6 separate regions of the Homo sapiens genome follow, and regions 2, 3, 4, 5 and 6 are each linked to region 1. The links are chromatin loops, found by intact Hi-C in ENCODE. Cell type or tissue: mammary epithelial cell. All regions are shown on one strand. Region 1 overlaps BABAM2 (BRISC and BRCA1 A complex member 2). Region 2 has its middle 12 kb from the start of LINC01460. Region 3 overlaps BABAM2 (BRISC and BRCA1 A complex member 2). Region 4 overlaps RBKS (ribokinase). Region 5 overlaps BABAM2 (BRISC and BRCA1 A complex member 2). Region 6 has its middle 17 kb from the start of MRPL33.

Evidence for each region. Peaks named below come from ENCODE experiments on the same cell type or tissue, not always from the same donor. Only the 100,000 strongest peaks of a DNase experiment are listed, where the experiment ranks them.
Region 2: it touches region 1 in a loop (5-fold over the local background); 11 of 110 quality-filtered maps call a loop at or near these places.
Region 3: it touches region 1 in a loop (12-fold over the local background); 5 of 110 quality-filtered maps call a loop at or near these places.
Region 4: a loop joins it to region 1, with 8 times the contacts of the local background. A loop is called at or near these places in 3 of 110 quality-filtered maps.
Region 5: it touches region 1 in a loop (4-fold over the local background); 2 of 110 quality-filtered maps call a loop at or near these places.
Region 6: it touches region 1 in a loop (7-fold over the local background); 7 of 110 quality-filtered maps call a loop at or near these places.

Annotation. Positions count from the first base shown.
Region 1 is chr2:27,952,774-27,956,773 of GRCh38, reverse strand. All of the region lies in intron 3 of BABAM2 (BRISC and BRCA1 A complex member 2), which reads right to left. Among named protein-coding and RNA genes, the nearest start is that of MIR4263, 42 kb to the left of the region's middle. In mammary epithelial cell, a CTCF peak has its summit at 1,758; DNase peaks (open chromatin) are centred at 1,713 and 1,823; H3K27ac peaks cover 3,370 bases.
Region 2 is chr2:27,701,602-27,705,601 of GRCh38, reverse strand. No RefSeq gene overlaps it. Among named protein-coding and RNA genes, the nearest start is that of LINC01460, 12 kb to the left of the region's middle. RefSeq lists a silencer at 1,637-1,706. In mammary epithelial cell, a CTCF peak has its summit at 1,663 (motif pointing left); a DNase peak (open chromatin) is centred at 1,681; H3K27ac peaks cover 668 bases.
Region 3 is chr2:28,274,186-28,278,185 of GRCh38, reverse strand. All of the region lies in intron 10 of BABAM2 (BRISC and BRCA1 A complex member 2), which reads right to left. It overlaps LOC124907745 (a long non-coding RNA gene), which reads left to right. Exons shown (of 2, transcript XR_007086254.1): 1 at 1-4,000. Among named protein-coding and RNA genes, the nearest start is that of BABAM2-AS2, 34 kb to the left of the region's middle. RefSeq lists enhancers at 1,551-2,750, 3,349-3,458. In mammary epithelial cell, no CTCF peak of the experiment used is centred here; DNase peaks (open chromatin) are centred at 1,905 and 3,065; H3K27ac peaks cover 2,679 bases.
Region 4 is chr2:27,797,739-27,801,738 of GRCh38, reverse strand. All of the region lies in intron 7 of RBKS (ribokinase), which reads left to right. Among named protein-coding and RNA genes, the nearest start is that of MRPL33, 28 kb to the right of the region's middle. RefSeq lists enhancers at 1,892-3,091, 2,272-3,237. In mammary epithelial cell, a CTCF peak has its summit at 1,857; DNase peaks (open chromatin) are centred at 1,898 and 2,298; H3K27ac peaks cover 2,585 bases.
Region 5 is chr2:28,295,463-28,299,462 of GRCh38, reverse strand. BABAM2 (BRISC and BRCA1 A complex member 2) reads right to left here. Exons shown (of 12, transcript NM_199191.3): 11 at 972-1,125. Among named protein-coding and RNA genes, the nearest start is that of BABAM2-AS2, 13 kb to the left of the region's middle. In mammary epithelial cell, no CTCF peak of the experiment used is centred here; a DNase peak (open chromatin) is centred at 2,322.
Region 6 is chr2:27,752,441-27,756,440 of GRCh38, reverse strand. No RefSeq gene overlaps it. Among named protein-coding and RNA genes, the nearest start is that of MRPL33, 17 kb to the left of the region's middle. RefSeq lists an enhancer at 3,203-3,821. In mammary epithelial cell, CTCF peaks have their summits at 2,125 and 2,943; DNase peaks (open chromatin) are centred at 2,120 and 3,540; H3K4me3 peaks cover 1,083 bases; H3K27ac peaks cover 1,480 bases.

The DNA.
Region 1 (4,000 bases):
TCTTTTTCTGAGTTCTTTCTAAATATGTATGTCAACCTGCTCTATATAACCTTCATAATTATCTTTTACTTTCTTTAATGCAGAAACTATGCTGCTGCTTTTCAAATCTTTAGATACTTCCTTATCCCACTGGAAGATTCCCAAAATTACCTAGTGTCCTTCCAATTAAGAATTTCCACATAAGACATCATCTTTTAGTGCCTTTGTATCACTCATTTAATAAACATTTCCTGATTGTCTACTGTGTGGGTCATCGGCAACAGATCTTGGAAATCACAGAGGATTCTTGCTCCTAGAATTTAACAATATATTATTTTAGAGACTAAAGATTTGGTTTGATAGAAATAATCTGGACATCAAATTCTTTCATATCTCAAATCCAAAAATTTCTTCCTTCATGCCATCCTTAGCGCACTATCAGGATTTGGGGTGTTTCTATGATGTTATTGCTTGATACCCATAAATCTGACATAAATTTGGCCTTCAAAAAGTTTACTATTTTTCTATAAAGCAGCACAACTTATCTTTCCTTTCCCTTCATTTATGTTAGGAACCAGAACATAAAAGAAACCAAGAGCTACATTAATAATCTTGTTTAACTCTACAGAAGATATGGTTTTCGTAAAGATGAAAAGAAGACAACTCAGAAGTATAAAAGATCTGTGCCATCATAGATTATTAAGAATACCATTTAAAATAATTCATGCATGAGGTTGTATCCTCTTTATAAACAGGTTCCTCTCTTAGGTGAACTGGGGTAAAGGTAATCACCATTCTACAGGAAAAAAAAAACATGTTGCCAAAATGTGACCTGTGAGTCATAAGAAAGGAGGAAAATTGCTCATTTTTCTAAATCTCACAACATAGGTCACCCATTATGGAATGAGAAATCAGAAACACTAAAACGATACTTTTATTTTAACATTAAATAGTCCAAAAAAAGTGCTTTAACTATCTCTGTTCGTATAGTTTGAAAATCCAGTGCAAATATTCAAGTCATACCCAAGGTAAATAGTCTTACCCAATGCTGATATTAGGAATAGAAAAATCTCAATGTTAAGGGAATAAAACACAGAGAAGAAATTAGGCCATGTTACTGTCCTTGACAATCAAAGCCTAAAACAAAATAAAACTAAAAATTCCCGTGTGACTCTGAAGACAAGCATAACTTCATTTGCAATGGGGAGGAAACTTCCACTAATGCACATATCTGTGTTATGGAAAAACCAGACAAGATTTACAAATGATATAAAAGATCACTCAAGTTTTTGCCCTAGACCAACAAAACGATCAGAGTAATTTCAAATTGCTACCTAGTAACTTTAGAATTTGCCAAAGTTTGAAGTTTTTTGTTCTTTAAAGGAAGAAAGCAGCAATGAGTAACAATAGTGTGCTTCCTGGCCTTAGGAAGAGTGAGACAGGAGCTCTCCAGCTGCACTTCCTAGCAAAGTATGCCAGCTGCCTTCTGCAAACTGAGATCAAATTGCCAAGAACTTACAGGAGAGCAGTTATGATGGATGACCTAAAATACTGATCTGTTGCAAAGAGGATGTAGTGCAAACCACACAGGAACTGACAGGAAATCAGCCCTTGGGCTGGCAACTACAGATTCAAGAAGGCTAGGAATCCTGGACCTTTGACAGCCAAATTTCATCATCTTCCTTTGTAGGAAGAGTTACATTTCTGAGAGAGCAGTCTGAAAAATCTTGTACAAAGCTTTTTGGTGTCTATTACTATTTAATAATACTGCCCCCTGCCTGAACCACTGGTTTCCTCACATGTGTTAAAAGCCCATCGAAGGTCCCAGAGCACTACTTGACCAAAAATCACATGTTTGCTGGCACACACCTTCATTCTCTCAGCCACGAGCCCACTGAATGCCATAAATGATTCACAGGCTGTCATGGTGGTAAGAAGAAAAACTAATATTTGGAGTTCACCAAATAGTGAGTCATATTTCTGGAAGAAAAGAAAGCCTTACAATTGGCAATGCTTTGGCATGAAATTTTAAAAATTGTTTTTAACATTAATATTAATTCGACGAAAGTTGGCAAAAAGAAATTGATTGAGAAACGTGATATTTGGTCGGCTTATGCCACATAAAAGTCCAGTTCATGCTCCAAGAAAAAGGATGAGTAGGATATCTATTACCTATTTCTAGACTTGCCTTCTGTACTCACTGCTGCCAAGTTACTCATTCTCCCACACAACACTTTCCATACTAATTTTGACCCTTAAGAATCAAAAAGAAGTCTTGCCTTCTTTGCTCCCAAATGCCAAAATGGAATCTTTTAGTATTTCACCTTTATAAAGGGAATGTTTGAAAACAGCCCTCTTTGGCTGTGACATCAGTGAGTTGCTGAGGCCTCCAAGGGCCGGAGGAAGCATTCCCAGTCCCTCACAGTGCTGCTGCACTCCTACGGTGCAATCTGGCAATGGCCAGCGACCAAATCTTTAAAGCTGTTTTATGGTATTTAACATATGGTCATAAATTGCTCAGTGCTCTAAAGAGGGGCTAAATTTGCCGCCCCTATTGATGAGACATGTTCTTATTTATTTAAATTTAGTGGCAAGCTGGCATTTCTCCAGATGGAGAGGTTTAGGCATAAGTACAAAGGAAGAACTAACTAGAAATGAGTTGTAACTTTTCTATACACTGAATGCAACCCCACAAACTCAGGCTTCTGTGCCCAAGTTTGTGCACCGCTATCAAACACAGCTTACCAAATAGAAAGACAATAATATGAAAAGACTCTAATTTCTAAGGGCCAAGGAGGGATGAAACAAATTTTATTCAGACTGGATACGAATTTTGTTTTTAATCTCCTTCTCTTTCTCCTCAGGCTAGCTCTATTCCCACCCATCTCTCTTACCTGTCTCTTTATTCCCCTCACAAATTAGATGTATCTGGTCTTCATCTGAAATCCCACATCTGCAAAACTCTCTAGAACTTCCTTAATCTTCTGGCATTCACCTTCTTATTTTGCCATATTTTTCATTGTTTATTTTTTAATGGTTTTAATTTTCCATCACTAAAAACATGATCATACTTAAACATTTTGTTCCCTTCCTTTTACGAGCTAGCCCTGTAGCCAAAGGCAGAAAAAAAGAAATATTTTTTTTTTTTTTGGTGAGATCGTTGGTAATGATATTAATGTAGATGGTATCAAAAGAGAAGTGTGGGCCCAGTGCGGTGGTTCATGCCTATAATCCCAGCACTTTGGGAAGCCGAGGAGGGAGGATCACTTGAGCCCAAGAATTCGAAACCAGCCTGGGCAACATATAGAGACTCTGTCACTACGGTGGTTCATGCCTGTAATCCCAGCACTGTGGTAGGCCAAGGCAGGAGGATCACTTGAGCCCAAGAATTCAAGACCATCCTGGGCAACACAGGTAGACCCTGTCTCTATACAAAGTAAAAAAATTAGCCAGGCGAGGAGCTCAGGCTCCTCCCACCCCAGCTACTTGGGAGCCTGGGGTAGGAGGATCTGCTTGAGCCCAGGAGTTCAAGGCTGCAGTAAGCCATGATTGTAACACTGCACTCCAGCCTGGGCGACAGAGCAAGCCTCTGTCTCAAAGAAAATTAAAAAATAAAAAATTAGCCAGACATAGTGGCACACACCTGTAGTCCTAGCTACTCAGGAGGATCACCTAAACTCAGGAGTTCGAGTCTGCAGTGAGCCAAGATTATACCACTGCACTCCAGCCTGAGCGACACAGCAGGACCTTGTTTCAAAAAAAGAGAGAGAGAGAAGTGTGAAGGGTAGAGCCACTACTGGTTTTCTTTTTCACGTGCCAATATAGAACTGGCTAAAGAATCAAAAGTTAATTATCTTGCCTAACTCTGGAATGTGAAGAAAGATTTCAATAAATTGGAGGTTTGACAGCAGCCTGGGAACAGTATTAAAAGAATTATTCTATGAAGAATTAGGCTGTTTATATCAGACAGAAGTCTTGCTTTTTAATTTCAATACACAATTGTTTCCCCTGAAGCAGACCT
Region 2 (4,000 bases), 250 kb after region 1:
ACAGTGTACACTGCTCAGGTGATGGGTACACTAAAATCTCTTTAGAAATCACCACTAAAGAACTTACCCATGTGACGGGTGTGGTGGCTCACACCTGTAATCCCAGCACTTTGGGAGGCTAAGGTGGGTGGTTCTCAAGCCCAGGAGTTCAAGGCCAGCTTGGGCAATATATTGAGACCCCATCTCTCTTAAAAAAAAAAATTTACCCATGTAACCAAATACTTACCTGTACCCTAAAATCTGTTGACATAAAAAAGTTAACTTCATTCTAAGCTGCAATACATATGTGTGTATATATGTGTACATATATATTAAAATGTACATATATATTTTAATATGTATATGTAATGTGACATATTACATTTATACTGTTTATATGTATTTATATGTGTAGCTACTAAAATTAAACATTTTCATCCTCATCCCCTAAAGTCGACTCTCGTGACACCAGGGACACTCGTGTATACTTTGGAAAACTGTCTCACAACCTCTCTGTATTACGAAGGATGCAGCCAAGTGGCTGCCCTTGTTGAAATGCTCAGCCAGTAGGATCACTCATAGCCACCACTGTCTTTGTTAGGGCCGTGCCTCAAAATCACAAAATTATTGAATCATGGAGGATAAGAGATAGATCATGGACTCTAACTCTGGAGAAGGTGTTATACAACACACCCAGCCATAGCCCTAAAGATTAAGGGGCACCATTCAGGGATATAAAGATGAATCAGATATAGTCCTTGCTCTTAAAAACTCACTAAGCTTACAGACATAAACAATTGAAAACTAGAAGGACTAAGCAAAGGAACAGAAATGAAAGAAACTCACATCTAGATGTAGTTCCACCACAAACTCGGTGTGCCTTTGAGCAAGTCACTTCATGTGTCTAGCCTCAGGTTTTTTTTGTTTTTGTTTTTGTTTTTTGAGATGGAGTTTCGCTGCAATGCCCAGGCTGGAGTGCAATGATGCAATCTGGGCTCACTGCAACCTCCACTTCCTGGGTTCAAGTGATTCTCCTGCTTCAGCCTGAGTAGCTGGGACTACAGGCAGGGGTCACCATGCCTGGCTAATTTTTGTATTTTTTGTAGAGACGGGGTTTCACCATATTGGCCAGGCTGGTCTCGAACTCCTGACCTCAGGCGATCCACCTGCCCCAGCCTCCCAAAATGCTGGGATTACAGGTGTTAGCCACCCTGCCCAGTGCCTCAGTTTCTTTAAACAGAGGTAATTAACATCTGTTTTTACCTTTTAAGTCTAATAGGGGATTCGGATTTTTTTTTTTAACAAGTGTGAAAAAAATCCTCTGTAAACTGTAAAGCTGAAATATAGTGTGTAAGGAATAAATATGCAATGCCCAAAGTCCTCCATAGAATATTGGCATTATAAATGGAGAGCGACTTTCTCTAAGTGAAATTAAGCACTGGAAAAGGCAGTTTTGGAGGAGAGTTGGGAGCACCATTTGGGCCTGACCGGTGTCTCTGGCTAACTTTCTGCTGCCAGGTCTTGGGTCCAGGAATGTCTGTGAGCGAAACTAGCTTGCTGCTCCTAACTTTTTCACAATCCTCCTTTTTTTCTGATTCTTACTCTTTCTTCTGCTTTGAAACCTTTATCTTCTTTCAGCCCCTTGTGCAAGCTGACCGCATTGTAATGGGTCTATACTGCCCCCTTGTGGTCACTCCCTGCCGTGGTTGCATTAACTTCTGACGGGGTGTGCGTGATAAAGGCAGACCTGAGGAAACCCAACCAACCCCAGCTAAATGCAGCTGGTCCTGGAAAATCCAAATTAAAGCCAGCTGCTGGAGTGCAGCGCTCCTTGATGGGAAGGAGTAGTTCATGCCTGGTTTTGCCCCAAGTAGGACATAAATCCAGCCCTCTGGATTAAACTTGCTAAAATGGTCAGTTCCTAGACTATCCAGCTTGTCTGGAGCAAGGTCCTGGAACTAAAAGTGGCTAGAAGGTATCCCTTCTCTGACAGAAAAACCCAAGGATAGGAAGGGCTGGGGCTAGGACCTGCCCTTCAGCCCTCCACCCATTGAAACCAACAGTTAACTAACTGAGCACCAATTTGTGAACTGCTAGGTGCCATGGATGGGGTACAAGATAATGTAGTTCCTGTCCTCAAGAACTTGTAAGTGACAAACGTAAGTAACCCAAACACACATATCAGTAATGAATATCAAGCCGTTGGAGTAAGGGCTGTAATAGAAGTAGAAATAAAGTGCTGTAGCGCTAGTGGGGAAGGAGGGATTAGTGATAGTCTCTGCAATCAGGGAGGCCTCCTGAAGGTAGTTTGGGGCAAGCTGATTGTGTTAAAAATGAGTCGGGCCTGGGGGAGGGAGGGAGGAATGGGTGGAGCACAGAGAGATTTTTAGGGCAATGAAACCATGTTTGTCTGTATACTATAATGGATACATGACGTTACACATCTCTCCAAACCCAGAGAATGTACAATATCAAGAGTGAGCCCTAATGTAAACTGTGGACTTCAGGTGATATCGATGTGTCAATATAAGTTCATCAGTTGTAACAAATTTACCACTCTGGTGGGGAATGTTGATAATGGGGGAGGCTGTGTATGAGAGGAGTGGGGACAATGGCAAATCTCTGTATTTTCTGCTCAATTTTTCTGTGAACCTAAAACTGCTCTAAAAAATAAAGTCTTAAAAAGAAAAAAAGTAGTACCTTACTTACCAAACATGAGCAAGGAAGACCACAATGACACTCATAATAACTACATGGGGTGGGGGGAGGTGATTATGTGTTGGACATGGCTAAAAGTTTATATTTGTTACTTAATCTCTGCAACAATACTGTTGGGTAGGTATTATTTTCTCTATTTAATAGACAAGGAAACTGAGGCCTATGCAGAAAGGCTTGATAGAAAATATAGGGAGAGGAAAAAGCAAAGGTGTGTTTGGGGCAAATAACCTGTTATTTCTAGAGTAGCAGGTATGCCTCATCGGGTGGAAGAAAGGGAGGGACAAGGGCAGGTGTGGGGTCATGATGATAGAAAAGCACAGGAACCCTATGATAAGGCTTTTAAAGCCTCAAAGGAATTTGGACCCTCACACTTTGGACACTGGAAAACCTTTTGAGATTTCAGAGCAAGGGACTCTGCTCAGGGATGTGTTTGACATATGTGGAGGAGAGTTGATAAGGCAGAGATGAGAGGGAGACCTGTGGAGTCATGAGGTGAAGGGAGCTTAGATTAGGGCAGTGGGCAATGCAAAGGCATAGATCCTAAAACTTCCACATGGAGAAATTAAAATGGGCTAGGGGAATAAAGAAGGCAGAGGTACCCTTGATGGAAAACACTGCAATCACATGCTGAGCCCTCCAACCTGCCTCATCAATGCCAGGTCCTATGGTGGGGGTGGGGGCAGATTTCCAGAATCCTACTGAATAGAAGTCTTGGTTCCACCCTGGACTATGATGTGCCAAACCTCTAAAACCAAAGGAGGGCAAAGTCTTCTCAGAGAGCAGCGGTGAAATCCTGAAAATTGTTCTCAACGCCCACATTAAGTGAGGAATCTCAGAATCAGAGTGGCCTGTCACAAGAAGACTACCAGTTTGATGCTGGACCCACTCCTCAAAGGTCAAGGAGTTTTATCATTTCCCAGCAGTCAAGAATCTGGTTGGACTAAACCCTGTATGGGAACGCGGCTCCCGCTCCCCTGCAGAGGCTTTGATTCTGGCTTTTGATTGCCACAGGGCTGGCAGGCTTCCCTCTGGCTCCCACTCTCTCAGGAAGGCATCCACAGCTGCTGGCCACTTGTCACACCCTGTCTGGGAGGTGGCAGCACTTCAGTGGTAAAGCAACAGATCCTCAGGCTGTGGCTAACGGCTTCAATGTTTGTTGGGAATTGTGTCATATTTCCCGAAAGGGCTAACTCCATCTAGTACTGGTAGAATAGTGTTCTTTCCTGTACAATACAATGAAACCTCAATGCCCAACTGAAATAAACAGAATTTTAACAGTGGTCATGTTATGGTGATGCTGAGA
Region 3 (4,000 bases), 320 kb before region 1:
TATTTTGAACGGTGTATATAAAAGGGTCTTTATAACTAGGTGCATTTCTTTCCTGTCTCATCTCCACATTATTTCCTTAACTCACTTATCCTAAAAATCAGATTTTATGAATTATTCCCAATATTTGGAATGGATTGCATCAGCCCACGAATACACTGTTCTCTCTGCCTTGGACATCCTTTCCTCTTTATCTACCTACCAGATTTCTAATTGCACTTCCAAGACTGAGCTCTAGGACATATGTGTAAAACCCTTCTGAGGGGGTTTCTACACATGTATTATGGCATTTTCCACGCAGTGTTTGCATGCCTGTCTCCCTTACCCGAGTACAAACTCCTTAGTGTAGCTATCCATTTCTGTGACCACATGGCTTAACCTAGACGTTGGTCCATAGTAGATACTCAAATGTTTGCTGAGTTGACTTGAAGGTACACAAGGCTTTTCTCCTTAACAATAGGACCAGACTTTAACCTCTGCATGCCCGAACGCTCTTGGTAATAGTGCTACAGACATAGCAGGTGAGGAACAAAACAGTCAGCTGGTTACGGAGGCAACCGTGAAGCACCAGAAGTGGTTAAAAGCAGCTGTGAAAGGGCAGGCATGGGGCGGGGTACTCTTGCTTTTCATTATACATCTTTGTGAAGTATTTGCTTTTGCAACCATGTCCATGTTTCTTTGGCAAATATAATAAACAAAATCCTTTGTTGGTTATGAATAATCTATTGATGTGTCTGCAAACTACAAGGGACCACTTTCCATATATTTAAAAGGACAGATTATGGGCCGGGAACAGTGGCTCACGTCTGTAATCCCAGCACTTTGGGAGGATGAGGCTGGAGGATCACTTGAGGTCAGGAGTTTGAGACCAGCCTGGCCAACATGGTGAAACCTGTCTGCACTAAAAATACAAAAATTAGCTAGGTGTGGTGGCGGGCACCTGTAGTCCCAGCTACTCGGGAAGCTGAGGCAGGAGAATCGCTTGAACCCAGGAGGCAGAGGTTGCAGTGAGCCGAGGTCGCCCCACTGCACTCCAGCCTGGGCGATGGAGCCAGACTCTGTCTAAAAATAAATGAATAAATGGACAGGTTACGTTCTGAGGCTTAACTCCAAACAGGCTATGTCATCAGTGTGTGTCAGTGACGAGGGAGATAGCCAAGCATGAGGCTGCACGGGGAGGGTCACTAGGCCAGCAGAGCCCTGCGCCTCAGAACAAAGCAATGGCCCTGCACAGAGAACATGGGCTCACTCTGCCGTCTGCTAATGTGTAAAGATAATGCTCATCATCTGTATGTATGTTTTGTGCAGGGTTTACTAAAAATATGAGAATACTGTAGGAAAACATGATTTTATTCCTTCTAACCCCTAACATACGTAAAGAGTGAAGGAGATGAAGCCTTTGCAAGCTATTTCTGCCAGCTTATGAAAACTAGAATTTTAATATTTTAGGCAGAAGATTTTCATATATACGAACACATATATGTACATGTATTTGGTTAAAGGAAGTGGGCCTTAGTGCTGGGGCATCCAAGTGTAGAAAGGGTGAGGCTGAGATTTCTATTGAGGACAATTTAGTACTTGGGTTGTGAGCCAAACACGAAGAAGGTGGGCACTGTGATGTGTACCAGCAGGCTCAATGGGCACGTTACCCAGCGTGGATCACAGGTCGATTCTTTCAAAGGCCAGAGATGAAGATAAATCAGTCTTTGCTAAAAACATCCCACGGCTGCGCGTTACAAAGGCATATTTTGCTTCAGTATGTAATTTCCTCACTACTTAACTATAAAAGTGTATCAGAATTGAATTCTAGGGCTTTTTCTAAATGAGAGCTGAGTCACAGGTATCTCGGTGCTGTGTCTGCAGACTAAAGTGGATGACTCACATCTGTAAAATTCTGAGAGAAAGTACCAACCGACCCCTTGCTTAGTCATCTTTTGCATGGATGCTGGGTTCATGAGCTCTGTAAACTATAATGAGCGATCTAGCCTTTTACCATCTCTTTATTCTTTTCTAAACAGTACAAATTACATCTCTAAAAATAACTTCATCTACGCAAGTGAGTCACTTCAACCTAACAAGCTTCCACAAGTTACTCAGCTAAATTGTACTATTTACTGTGAAGGTAAAAATCTTGTTGTCATATTAGTCCCATTTTTTTCTTTCTTTCTTTTTTTTTTTTTTGAGATAAAAATTTGGTAGACTTGGAAAAGGGAGGAGGTTTCAGCAAATGTTTTAAAAAACATATGATTTACTCCTAACCTCTCACATGGGCAGGGGTTGTGATGGGGCTGGAGGAAGGAATTCTTTGAAAACTATTTCTAACAGCGCATGAAAATCAGAATTTTAATATTTCAGGCTGTAGCTTAAGCAAAGACTCTGCAATTTTCTTTGTGTGAGCCCATGCGTAAGCTGTCCTCTCTGCGGGATGTTTATTGGCTGTTGGAAGAGATATATATCAATAATTCTATTTGCTTTAAAATCCTGATCTGTGAAATTATGACATTTTTGACGAGAGACCCAGCCACGCTAATAAATGCATATGTATTAAATACTAATCTTTGCTCTTCCAGGAGCTGATCACTCACCACACCCTGAATTCTCTAGACACACAACTAAGCTTTGGTACTCCACCCGTTTACTGTGTAGCTTTCCAACCCCGAGGCCTGCCTGCTGGTCTTTAGCTTGCCTTTCCTGGCCTGGCATTGTCAGCTCTCAGCAGCCCCACCCCAGGCCTATCCCAGTTAGGCAATAGGTACAATGGAGGCAAGAGCAGGTGACCTGCATGAGGCTTATACCTTCACAACCTGGGCAGCAATACTGAAATATCAAAGCACTGTTAATCCACACTCTAGCCTCAGTCAAAGTGGACTAGAAGGATTTCTCATTCATGTTTGGCCAGGAATGAAATTACTAATACCAACAGGCCTAGAAAGTTTCCACTGCTGTTTCAGCTTCTCCTTTAAGACATCAGATCCGTTGGCTTCATCCAAATGGCCACGTGAACAACCTTTCCCTGTGCATGGGGGTGCTTTAGAAGAGGAAAATGAAATCACTGGTCCATCTGAAAATTCCCCAGGAAATGGACTGCAAAGCCTACTTCCTGACTCCAACGAAGGCAGAGGCTGAGTCATCTAATCCCTCCCGACTAGTATTCACTTGACTTGCACCAAGTAGGTCAGCTGGAGTCGTCTGAATTCTGCTCTCTGTCCTCGTAAGCAGCCACCCCCTGCAGTGGAGCTACTGGAGCATGCTGGGTCTGGTCTCTTCTGCGAGGTCTTCACTCAGCCTCAGCCCACAAAGTTGATGTTACATAACCTCTCCTAAGTTTCTCTTTTCTCATTTGCAAAATGGGAAGAGTCACACCATTTACCTCTCAGGGCTGTGACGATGAAAAGGGACACTGTACATGCAAGTGCTACACAGACTTCAAGGTGCTCTGACCACTCAGCTCTCCCATTTCAGCAAGTGGTTACTGAGCTCTTGTCTAGTGCCTAACACCGGGCCAGGCGCTGTGCATAACAAAGAGTTAAAACATGGTTTAGAAGCCTGGGCAACATGGCAAAACCCTGTCTCTACTAAAAACACAAAAAATTAGCTGGGCATGGTGGGTGCACCTGTAGTCCCAGCTACTGGCATAGGGGGTTGAGGTGGGAGGATTGCCTGAGTCTAGGAGGTTAAGGCTGCAGTGAGCCAAGATCGCACCACTGCATTCTGGTCCTGACAACAGAATGAGATTCTGTCTCAAAAAACAAAACAAAACATGGTTTAGATTTAGTCCTGGACCTCAGTAAGCAAATTAAGCAGAATAATGAAGCAAATACATATGACAATTAAGGAACCATTCAAGATAACAGATCTCATAATTACGTTATTTGGATCAAGTGTTATTCAGGTGGGAGTGCTCGGTTAGACAGTGAAGCTGAAGACAGCTTTTAAGAAATGGTGCAAGAAAGATGAGGAGGTCAAGGAGAAAAAGCAAGAAGGGTCAACAAAGAGGCCAAGG
Region 4 (4,000 bases), 160 kb after region 1:
CAGAAACCACGCAGGTGCCAGCACCATGCTTGTACACCTGCAAAACCATGAGCCAGTTAAATCTCTTTTCTTTATAAATTAGCCAGCCTCAGGTATTTCTTTATAGCAATGCAAGAACTGCCTAACACACCTACCAAACATTATATTACAGTTTGTACTGAATATGTATCACTTTCACACTGTCATAAACTTGAAAAATTATAAGTCGAACCATCATAAGTTGGGACCGCTTGTGTGTGTGTGTGTGTGTGTGTGTGTGTGTGTGTGTGTGTGTATACTGTGGCCCTTTGGAGAGCATTTGTGTAATATCTAAGATTTTTTTCACGCACTGCCACCAAGAATGGATTTTGACCCCTTTCGGGGAGATATAGCCCCAGTTGGGAATGCATGCCCTGGATGAAATGAAGGCTGTAGGCAGGGCCCTTCTGTTCACTCTGAGTGGCGAGGTTGATGACATGGAGTAAGTAGGTCAGGTGGCCCTATATCCATCATTAATCAGGATAGGCCCTGACCTCAGGTTCCAGCACTGCCCTGCTAGAGACGTCCTCCAAAATCACACTGTTCCTGCACCATCTGTTCAGCCTGCCTGCCCCGTCCTCCAGCCTCTGCTACATCTCCTCTCCATGGGTGGCAGCCCTCTGCCCAGTGGCCGGCTAGCTGTGGTAGACAGTGGAATGCTCCATCAAGTTGGCATTACTGAGGAAGTGCAGGCTGTCCCTGCCAGCAGTAACCCTGTTCCCATCCTGTCCTGCAGCCTTACCCGCCCCAGCTCTAGGCCTCTGTCCAGACGCCTCTCTCAGTGTTCTCCCTCTGCACGTCCTCCCCAAATGAAAGCATGGGGAATGGATTTCAGAGACCCCAGCACACAATGTTGACCATGGCTGGAACTCTCTGGAGCCTGGCATCCCTCATAAACAAGGGCCACAGGACACTGGCCTTCACCTCTTCCTGGCTCCAAGTGCATTCCTGGATGCCTTTATCCTTCTACTGTGAGCTGGAAACATAAAGCCAGTCACAGCATAAACCCCTTGTCTCACAATCCTATGGATTGTGCCCTAGGATGGTGACCTACTTTGTTTCTTAGAAGCCTTGTCTGGCCCCCTCTGACCTAGGTCATGGGCTTTCTCTGCCAAAAACTTGAGCAACTTAAGGGGCCACTGAGATAATACCATCTTTGTCTGCCTCACCTTTGTTGAACACCTGCTCTGTGCCAAGCACTGTGCTAAGCCTTTTCACATACATTACTTAATTCAGTCTTCACAATGGCCCTATGAGGTAAGTTCCCATTGTACAGATAAATAAACCCACAGAAAAGCTGAGTGACTTGCCAGAGGTCACACAGCTAGTAAGTGGTGAAATTAGGACTTAAACCCAGGTCTGTCTGAAATCCAAACCATTTACTGCATTGTCCCAGTTGAAAAAAACATTTTCCAGTTGTATGAATAGAAATAAAAATGACACAAGACCTTTATTGCCAGTGAAAAGACAGTGAATTTACCATTCTTAAAAGATGACAGAGCTGGCCAGGAGTGGTGGCTTGCACCTGTAGTCCCAGCTACTCAGGAGGCTGAAGTGGGAGGATTGCTTGGGCCCAGGAGGTTGAGGCTGCAGTGAGCCGTGATCGCGCCACTGTAACCCAACCTGGGTGACAGAGCAAGAGCCGATCTCAAAAAAAAAAAAAAAAAAAAAGACACCTAACAACAAGGGGCAGAGGCAGGACTTAAAACCAGGTACATATGACACCCATATCTCCTGCCTGTCAGTGATTAACCCTTGGAGGACAAAGAATGACTTTTACGTTCCCAGGCCCAGTCAGCTAGATACTCACGCCTCAGCCTCCTGCAGGCAAGAACAAGGCAGAAGCCCCATTTTTAGAACTTGGAAGAGAGCGCAGAGCAAGCCTGGCCCCTGGGCCAGCCTAAGTATGAGCCATCTCAGCAGCTGGCGCAGCCCTCCTTGAAACACTCTCCCTTGAAGAAATTCTGACCTAAACCCAGTGTAGCCAGCAAGGCTGACCCTGTTGGTGGAATCTGGTGGCCCCAGTATGGTGGTGGGAGGTAACAGAGACCCTGGTGGTTTACATTTGCCCTCTCTCCCTTTCCTGAACCCCTGGCAATATTCTTTTTTAAGAAATAATGCATTGACTTATGATTTAGTCATGTTTCATCCCATTTGCTTTTCCCTGGCTTCTAAAACCACAAGCATGGCTGAGGAATTCATGTCCACAGTGTAGGCTCTGAATAGCTTTGTGTAGGGAGAGGTTTTGAAAAGAGAAGAAAGTGGCATCTACTTGTGAGATGGAATGCATGAAGACATCGGGGAGGAATGCACGCGCTGTAACTGTTAGGGTCCCTCGGCAGTTTGGGTAGTGACTCATTCAGCGTGGGTACGGATTCCTAACAAGTGAAGCTTGGTAGTGACGTCATTCTTGCAAGATTGTCTGGAATCTGTTAGAGCTGCCTGACAAGATCTTACCTTGGAGACTTTCATCACTTGGGGGTTTTTCCCAGCTACACTTCATACCCATCATTTCCTCCAACTTGTCCCCTTTTCTATCAACTGGAATTTGGCAAACCAGAACTTTCATGCATCTGTTCCATTGTCATCCTCCTACAGGGCGTTCCTGGGACAGTGTGTGCTCCTCACCTCATCGCTCAGCACCCATCCTCCTGACAGTTCTTGGTTCGGTCAGTGCCTACCTCAGCTATGGTCCAGGCCTTGCACTAGGTCTCAGGACAGGGAGGTGATGAAGACAGGCGTGCTACCCTCAAGGGGAGGGCAGGGGGCAGCCAGAGGGCCTGAGACTGGTGGTTTCCGGGACAGCACAGTGCTTTGAACATAGTGCTAGGCAATAAATATGTGATGGCCAAGTTAATACCCAAGCTGAGTCTCCAAAAATGAGTATAGGAGTTAGTCTAGGGAAAAGTCCAAGCCGAGGTGTCTCCATGTACTGAGACCCGTAAGTGAATAGGAAGAAGTAAGTTCCTTAAGTGAATAGGAGGAAGTAAGAGATGAAACTGGAAAAGTGGTTTAGGGAACCTCGTGTGCCATGTTAAGAAGTTGATGCCACGGGGGCCACGTGGACAGATTTGCAGTAGTGTAGAGGATGGGCTGGAAGGGTCCAGACCGGAGGCAGGGAGACTGGCTTGGAAGTTAATGTGACCCTGTGAGGTGATGTGAACATTACTGGGGCAGTGGGGGTAGGAGTGGAGACAAGAGGACAGATTTGAGAAACATTTAGGATTTAAACTCGACAACTGGTGATTGATGAAGTATATGGGAAGGAGATGCCCAGGAGACCCCCAGGTTTTCAGTGTGGAGGTGCCACAAGCTGAAAAGATAAGAAGAGGTCCATGTTAAGGCAGAGTTTTGAGTTCATTTCGGCCGTGTTGAGTTAGAGTTGCCTGCAAGAGACATGAGCCAGGTTAAGCAGGCTCACGGGTGGTTAGATACACAAATCCAAAGACAGAGGAGAGTCTGGGCTAAAGATACTGATTTAGGACCCATTATATTCATAGCAGCTGAAACTGTATGGCTACATACCCCCCAACTTCCTTTCCTGCTCCATGTCTGTTTATCTAGGACTTGGGCGCCTACATGACCATTTTTCTCTCTGTCCCAATGCTGTCATGATGTGGGATGACTTCAGTGCCATGAGGATGAACCATTACCAAGTCTCATAGCTCCTAGATGCCCTCTATTCTGGTGACTCTTCACCTCCACTCCACTGCAGCCTCCCACTCCCATGACAACCTCCAGGACATTGCTAGTACCTCCTTGGAACCACTTCAGTTCTCCGGTAAAACCTCACATCCTCCTCTCTGAGCAGCCCCTGGCTTTCAACTCTTCTACGCCGTTCCCAGTTGTCTTAGTTCCCTGTACTTTCTCCTTGCCTGTTGACCCCCTCCTGACCTCTCTTCTTTCCTGATCCAGGTCAGACTCTCCGACTGTTCATCTGAAATATTCTTTCCTGAAACCTTTGATTCCTTTGTACCCCTGC
Region 5 (4,000 bases), 340 kb before region 1:
GTTATAACCACATGCACTCTTCGATTTATTTTTGGAAACTATGATTTTGATCCACTGCTTCTTCAATCTAGGAGGTCATGGTTTATGAAGACTGATGTTCCAGACACCAAAGTCTTAAATATAAAAAACACTCAGCATATTTCTATATTTACCTATTCTGTATGACTGAAGTGAGGCCTTCCACACTGAGAGGTTCATGAGCAATAGTTGTACCTCTAAACTCCAAACTTTAGCTAACTTCGACCTCTATGAAATCCTACTTCCATATCTATTCTAATAGCCCTAAGCTATTTGTGTAGCTGTTTATTTGACCAAGAAATACACAGGTCCTACTTTGGGCAACAGCTATGGTATACACTGCAGAGACGCAATGAGGTATAGAATTCAGAGATTCATTTCCATATGAAAGAGTAGCTACCGGCTCCAGGTGTTGACTACTAAGCAAAAATTGTTTGTTTACTGCCACCTGAAATTTTCCATTTTTTAAAAAACTATAAAAAGTAGCTGCCAACATTTTCATCATTTATGCCATTTACCCACAACTCGAATTCCTATTTAGTATTTATCCTCTACTCTAAATAGAGAGGTAGTTTTCTGATAAATTCTACATTCCATGAAAAAAAACAAAAGCTGTCATGGCTAATTTTAGAGACCAACAGAAACAGTAGAAAAAGGAAACACTTTCAGATGTAGATCAGCTTCTTCCTGATGAAGCTACAAAGGGCCAAACAGTAAATATTTTTTGTTTTCTAGGCCATCCAGTCTCTGTTGCAACTACTCACTCTGCCACTGTAGCATTAAAGCGGCCACAGATAATAAGTAAAGAAATGGGTGTTGCTGTGTTTCTATAAAACTTTATTTACAAAAACATGCACAGGGCAGGAACTAACCTGCAAGCAGTAGCTTGCCAACCCCTGGACTAGATAAACAAAATGCTCTTACCTGTTGGAAATAACGACAGATTCACTTACTTTGCTCTTTTGGCCATTTCATTTCCATCCCATCTGGGGCTGTACGGATAATTTTTTTGGGCCTGGGAGTAAAGCTGTCCACTGTTGGTAAAGTGATAAACGGACTGAAATGTGAGAGTTGGCTGGTCTCGAGGGAAAAACAGAGGCAGGTCAACTGCAAAGACAGAAGAAAGAAAAAGAAAGTTAGAGCATAAACACATCTTAAGATTTTTTTTTTTGACTAAATCCGAATGTTAGGTACGAAACTCTATTTGAACCACAAATACTGCTTGCAGTTTGGATGAAAGGTGTGGTGTATAGAGAGGCACCAAGAAATACAAAGTGACTTCTCCATCTTCGAGGAGTTTATAATCTAGAGGCAAATCACACGTGGGTGAAAATGTCACCAATAGAAGGCATGATGTGTAGGTGCTGTAAGAATGCTTTGAAATGGTCACAGAAGCTTAGGGAAGGATGCTTGGGTGCCTGCAACCATCTGACATTCCTCTCTAGCACTTCCCGGGATCAATATTCCATAGCAGAGTTCTCTTTCTATCTGTTTTAAGTGTCTATTATAACATAAACTCTTCAAGGGTTGGGCAATGTATTCCACATCTATAATTTGATGGAGGCAGTGGGACAGAGGCTGTTTTTCAAGAATGCATTTGGAGAAGCGGTAAGAGTGCAGGTGATAATCTTTCTACTTTATAGGATATGGCAACCAGACTACCAGGAAAAATGAAGTTATCACTCTACTTCCAATCAAGCAGTGAATTTTGATACTCAGCAGTTTCAGTTTTTTCCATATGCATTACCACATATATTTATATCTCCTAAATCAGTGGGAGTTCCTTAATGGAACGCATAAGGTACTACTCTGAGCACTAAATATGTTTGCTGTGATAGTACAGGCTAATTCCAATCCTTGCTGTTAACATGTGTTATATGCTTTATCTTTCATTTTGGGGTTCTTTAACTCAATTTTTAAAAGTAAACTGACTTGTTATTAGTTGAGGCAAATCATCATTAAAAACACAGACTGTTTCAATAACACATTCTTAAAGGTATATAACGTATATGTGTATGAATGTTATCCACTTCTAGGACAAAGAATAGGAACAGCATAAAAATAATAAGAAAAACAAGTATAGAATTTTCTAGATTTACAGGGTATCTTTATACACGTTATCTGATTTGTTACTTAGAACTCCATGACAGAGACATTATCTTCAACATTTGCATTTAACAGGTGAGCAAACCAGAGACTCTAAGAGGTATATTAACTTGCTCATGTCATAGTCAGGCAGGGGCAAGACTCAAATCTAGTCCCATGATTCAAACATTCGGCTCCTACTATGCCCCACATTGCCTTCTCCTACTCCAGAGGACACTGGCATAACCTGCTTACGACTCATTCACTATGTCACAATTTAGGAAGCTAAAGTTGTCATTATGAAGTATGTATAAGGTTCGTCTTTTTAGCTACATGAGGAAGATATATTTAAAAATACATACCAGATAATTAGGCCAGGCACAGTGGCTCACACCTGTAATCCCAGCACTCTGGGAGGCGGAGGTGGGTGGATTACCTGAGGTCAGGAGTTCAAGACCAGCCTGGCCAACATGGTGAAACCTCATCTCTACTAAAAATACAAAAATTAGCAAGGCGTGGTGGCAAGCACCTATAATCCCAGCTACCCGGGAGTCTGAGGCAGAAGAATCGCTTGAATCCGGGAGGCGGATGCTGCAGTGAGCTGTGATCGCGCCACTGCACTCCAGCCTGGGCAACAGAGTGAGACTCCGTCTTAAAAATAAATAAATAAATAAAAATACATGCTAGATAATTATACATCTATCACTATTCTAGTCTGGGGTGACATTCAACTTGGACTAGGTACTCTCAGCACTCAATATGATTTCTTGAAGGAAAACTTAGGTCCGCAGCAGACTTTTAAGGAGAAGCCAAAAAACTCCCGAGAATCAAAAAACCATCCAGTTGGGAGGGCCTCTTAGACTCGGAGTGCACTTGACTCTGATGATGACTGACTCAGTGCTGCAGGGGGTTTCTACAGATGAATCACACGACAGTCAGAGAAAAGGGCACGATTTTGAATGTCCACTCTTTAGTCACATTTTTCAAGTACCACAATAGGGCAGTCTGAATACATGTCTGTTGGTGCCAAAGCAGAGAGTTCATAGTATAGAGGAACAATACGAAAGACTGATTAAAATCAATAATTCAATTCAGAAATCGCTTTTGAGTCCCTGCATATTGCAAAGCATGATCTGTAACGTTTTCAGTCACTCTGCACAAATATTGCTTTCTAAAATTAACTTTGTATCTTTTCTCATTACTACTTCCATTTCTTCTGATTAATATTTATTTATTTATTTATTTTTGAGACAGGGTCTCGCTCTGTCGCCCAGGCTGGATGGAGTGCAATGGCACGATCTCAGCTCACTGCAACCTCTGCCTCCTGGGTTCAGGCAATTCTCGTGCCTCAGTCTCCCAAGTAGCCGGGATTACAGGCGCCTGCCACCACGTTCGGCTAATTTTTTATATTTTTAGTAGAGATCAAATTTCACCATGTTGGTCAGGCTGGTCTTGAACTCCTGACCTCAGATGATCCACCCACCTTGGCCTCCCAAAGTGCTGGGATTACAGGCGTGAACCACCGCGCCTCTTCTGATTAATTTTTTAAAAAGGCCTATTCGTGGCTGGGCGCGGTGGCTCACTCCTGTAATCCCAGTACTTTGGGAGGCTGAGGCAGGCAGATTACCTGAGGTGAGGAGTTCGAGACCAGCCCGGCCAACATGGTGAAACCCCGTCTCTACTAAAAATACAAAAAATTAGCTGGGCATAGTGGTGCGTACCTGTAATCCCAGCTACTCAGAAGGCTGAGACAGGAGAATCTCTTGAACTCTGGAGAGAGATGTTGCAGTGAGCCGAGACAGCGCCACTGGACTCCGGCTTGAGCAACAAGAGAAAAACTCCGTCTCAAAAAAAAAAGCCTATTCACATATACTTTGACTTCAGTTGTTTTATACTA
Region 6 (4,000 bases), 200 kb after region 1:
AGACTCTAAGGAGTTGAAATACATTTTGAACATGTGCAGAAGAGTCTTTCGATCCAAGTCTTGGAGGAAAGCAGGCCAATTTCAGGCTGAGATGGGACAGGTGCTGACTGTGGGGAGGGAGAGGGGCCCATGCTGGAGCAGTCCAGGAATCCTAATCCACGCCTGGGTGGTCCCCAGGCTTCCAAGCCCCCTGGGATCCTGGGAAGTTCCAAGACTGCTGAGGCAGGTCAGCAGGTTCCCGGTTGAACTCAATTACCAGGCCCACTTTGGGGTGCTCAGAATGGGTCAAGAAAGCAGCCATCAGCAGAAGGTGTTGACATGGGACTCCAGGGTACTAGGTTGAGACAATGTGTATTGATTTAAAAGGCACAGAAACCGTAACTGCACACAACTTTACACACATATTCTTATCAACATGTTGTTCCACTGATCATCTAAGGGGTGGTCAGCTTCCCTGGTCACTTGCAGCTGAGAAATGCAGCCTCGGTGACCTTCAACTGAGGAGGAGTCGACATTGGCTTCCGGTCTTCCCAGAGCCCTTGTTGTTTGTTTGTTTGTTTGTTTTGAGACGGAGTCTCGCTCTGTCACCCAGGCTGGAGTGCAATGGCGCGATCTCGGCTCACTGCAAGCTCCGCCTCCCGGGTTCACACCATTCTCCTGCCTCAGCCTCCCGAGTAGCTGGGACTACAGGCGCCCGCCACCATGCCCACCTAATTTTTTGTATTTTTAGTAGAGACGGGGTTTCACCGTTTTAGCCAGGATGGTCTCGATCTCATGACCTCATGATCTGCCCGTCTTGGCCTCCCAAAGTGCTGGGATTACAGGTGTGAGCCACTGGGCCTGGCCAAGCCCTTGTTTAAGAACCACCTTCTTTGGCTTTTCACCCCAGGGTTGCTGGGGACACCTGATGTCCTACATTATTAGGCTTTTCCTGGCTTCTGAAACCTTGTGCTGAAAGTCTCTCTGAGAGCGATACAGATTGATTAGACACTCGGATTGTTTGACACGTGTGGTTTTGCCAAAGGCAACACGTTCTTTGACCAACTTCTGAAACTCCCCAGTTCTCCTAGTCTCTCTGGACTTGAGTATCAGCCATGTTCTTATGTTGATGCCAAGCTCCTGGGTGATTAAAATTCTTCTAACCACCTTTCTGATTCAAGGCTGTACTCTGACAACACAATTGCTTTTTGGGGATTTTTGCAAACATCTCAAAAGGGCAAGAAACATTCTTCCTCCCTTTTAGCCCAATGTAGACCGGAGGTTTTTTCAGCCGTCAGCTGAATGCTGGGCCCCACCAGTGCCCAGTAGGTACAGTCCCATCCACTGTGAGGTGGGCTCCAGGGAGGGCCGTTGGGTCCATGTGAAGCCAGCAGGAGGGGCCATGTGAAGCCAGCGTCTGAGGGGCTCCCCATGAGGCCACCAAGCCCCTGTCAAACCTAGTAAGTCACCCTGACACCAACCCCACCCTTCCTCAGAAGAGCAGTGAATAAACAAGAGCATGTGAATTGGGCAACTCCAGGTGGGGGTGCAGGGAAAGTGCTCAGGCTTGAAGGGGGGATAGAGAGGGGCTGGTAGAGTCACAGTGGGGAAGCAGCTGAAGGAGACGGATCGGTGAAGGAGCTCATGTGGAGGGGCCCCAGATAGTGAAGGAGGGTCCAAACCAACATTTTCTATTCTTTGCCCAGTAAAGTTTCATGAATCAACTCAAATGTTTGCTTGCTCTCACCTTCTGCCCCTAAGGAGGAAGTTGGGGGATAGCTGGTCCAAGGATTTGGACTTTGGGGCTCTCCATTTGTAAGTAAGGAAAAAGTCAAGATGAGCCATCATACTCTGTTTTCATTCCATCCTTGGCACAGACAACATATTACTCCAAAGGAGAGCTGAATAACAGAATTTAAAGGGAAATTAGAGATGAGAACATTTAGTCATCATCCTCATTTTACAGATGAGAAAACTGAGGCCCAGGGAGGTTAAACATTAAATAATGTGCTCCAAATCACTCAACCAATAATTGCAGAACTGGCAGGACTAGAACTCTGCCGCCTAATTCCCAGTTCATGCATTTTCTTGCCTTCTGCTGTGCCTGACAGGTTCCCAGTGGTGAAAGTCGGCCTTGGAGCGCCCTCCCATGGCTGTGGACAGCTACTGGAGCAGCTGTGGCACAGGCCAGTGTTAACTTGAGGATAGAATGACCTGCAGGGCTGGTTGAAACAGATTGCTGGGCCCCACCCTTGGAGTTTTGGGTTGTCTAACAAGTCCCCAGGGGACGCTGACCTACTGATTCAAAGACCACTTACTCAGAAACTCAGATGTAGATAAAAGATTTTGCAGCCAGAATACCTGGTTTCAGGTCCCAGCTCTGCCATCCAAGTGCTGATACCTTGAACATGGTACTTAATCTCTTAGCATCTCGATCTCTTTATTTTATGATGGCAACAATAACAACCACCCATAGGGTTAATGTGTAAAATAAATAAATCAGATGTAAAATACCTGAGAAGTGACATGCTGATGCTGTGTGAATATACAGATTCACAAATATGTGACCTTTGTCTGGAGAGATGCCACTGGAGGCCAGGGAATGTCCACAGAGACAAAAGCATTCTCTTAATGCTACTCAAAATTACAATAAATCCAGAAGAAATTGTGTTTATCCTGCCACAAATACTGGCTGAGGAATTACGAGGGCCTGGCACTGTGCTGTACACCACATTTGCAAAGGTGAATGACAGTCCCTGCCCTGGAGGAACAACTAGAAGGAAGATAAACATGTAAATTCTAATAATTACCCTAATCCCAGATGAGCCAGGGAAGGAACCCTGTGCCTAGAGCACAGAGCATCCCACCCTGTCTGAGAAGTCAAGCAAGGCTTTGAAAAAGAACCTGACTTTTGAGTAGGGTCTTGAAGGATGAATAGGAGTTCTTTAAGAAGAGAAGTGGTAGGGGGCACTCCAGGCAAAGGAAACAGCATATGCAAAGTAGTCACGGAAGCATGAAAATGCATAATATTTTCAAGGAAATCGCACGTGGTTCTATGTAACTGGAGCTCAGTGGGTCTGGGAAAAGGACTGGCAAAAAAGGCTAAGAAGTTTGGGCCATGCCGGGCACGCGGGTGGCTGAGGCAGGAGAATGCTGTGAACCTGGGAGGCGGAGCTTGCAGTGAGCCGAGATCGCGCCACTGCACTCCAGCCTGGGCGACAGAGCGAGACTCCATCTCAAAAAAAAAAAAAGAAGTTTCGGCCTGACTGTAACCTGGTGGGAAGCCATTGGAAGACACCCGACGAGGATTCCCTGAAAAAATTCTTAATGAGTCCCTAAGGCAAAGATTTCCAAGCCAAGCGCTTCACCACATACCCTCAGCGGCCCCAGTGCCTGAGAGCCTCCCCTGCCAGGAAGCCTAGCCCAGAAACGCCTCCCGAAACGGGTAGTGGCCCTGGGGAAGAAGCTTCCCTGGAAGGCACAAGCAGTAAACGGGCAGCCTCTTACCTCTTACCTTCATCAGATACTGGCGGGAGGCACCCTCCTGGCAGATTTCTTCATCCCCCTCTCCTTCTGTGGGTGTGGAGTCACTGGGAGAACAAAGGGATGTTATCTGTAGCTAATAAGTTATGGGAGGGGGAGGGAGCTGTAGGCGCCTGTGGGGGTGGGGAAATGAGTCCTGAGCAGCTCTGATGCAATCCAGAAAGAGGCAGGTGCAAGCCTGCACCTGGGAAGCAAACCCCCTGCCTCCCCAAAGTACACAGAGATTTGAAGCTGGAAGAGGCACCTCCAAGACTTGCCCGTGATCCCACAGCTAGCTGACGCCTGGCCCCCTCTCCCCACATCTGACTCCACGATAAAAGGTCTCAGTCTTGGAAAAACTGGCGGTTGCTGTGTTCATTGACCTCACTCCCTCTTCCTGAGTCTCTCCTGCAGCCTTCCCTTCCCAGCCCAGTCCCTGACCCTCTTTCAGACTCAGCCTTTGGTTTCCAAACAGGTATAGAATGTGGTGTGCAAAAAA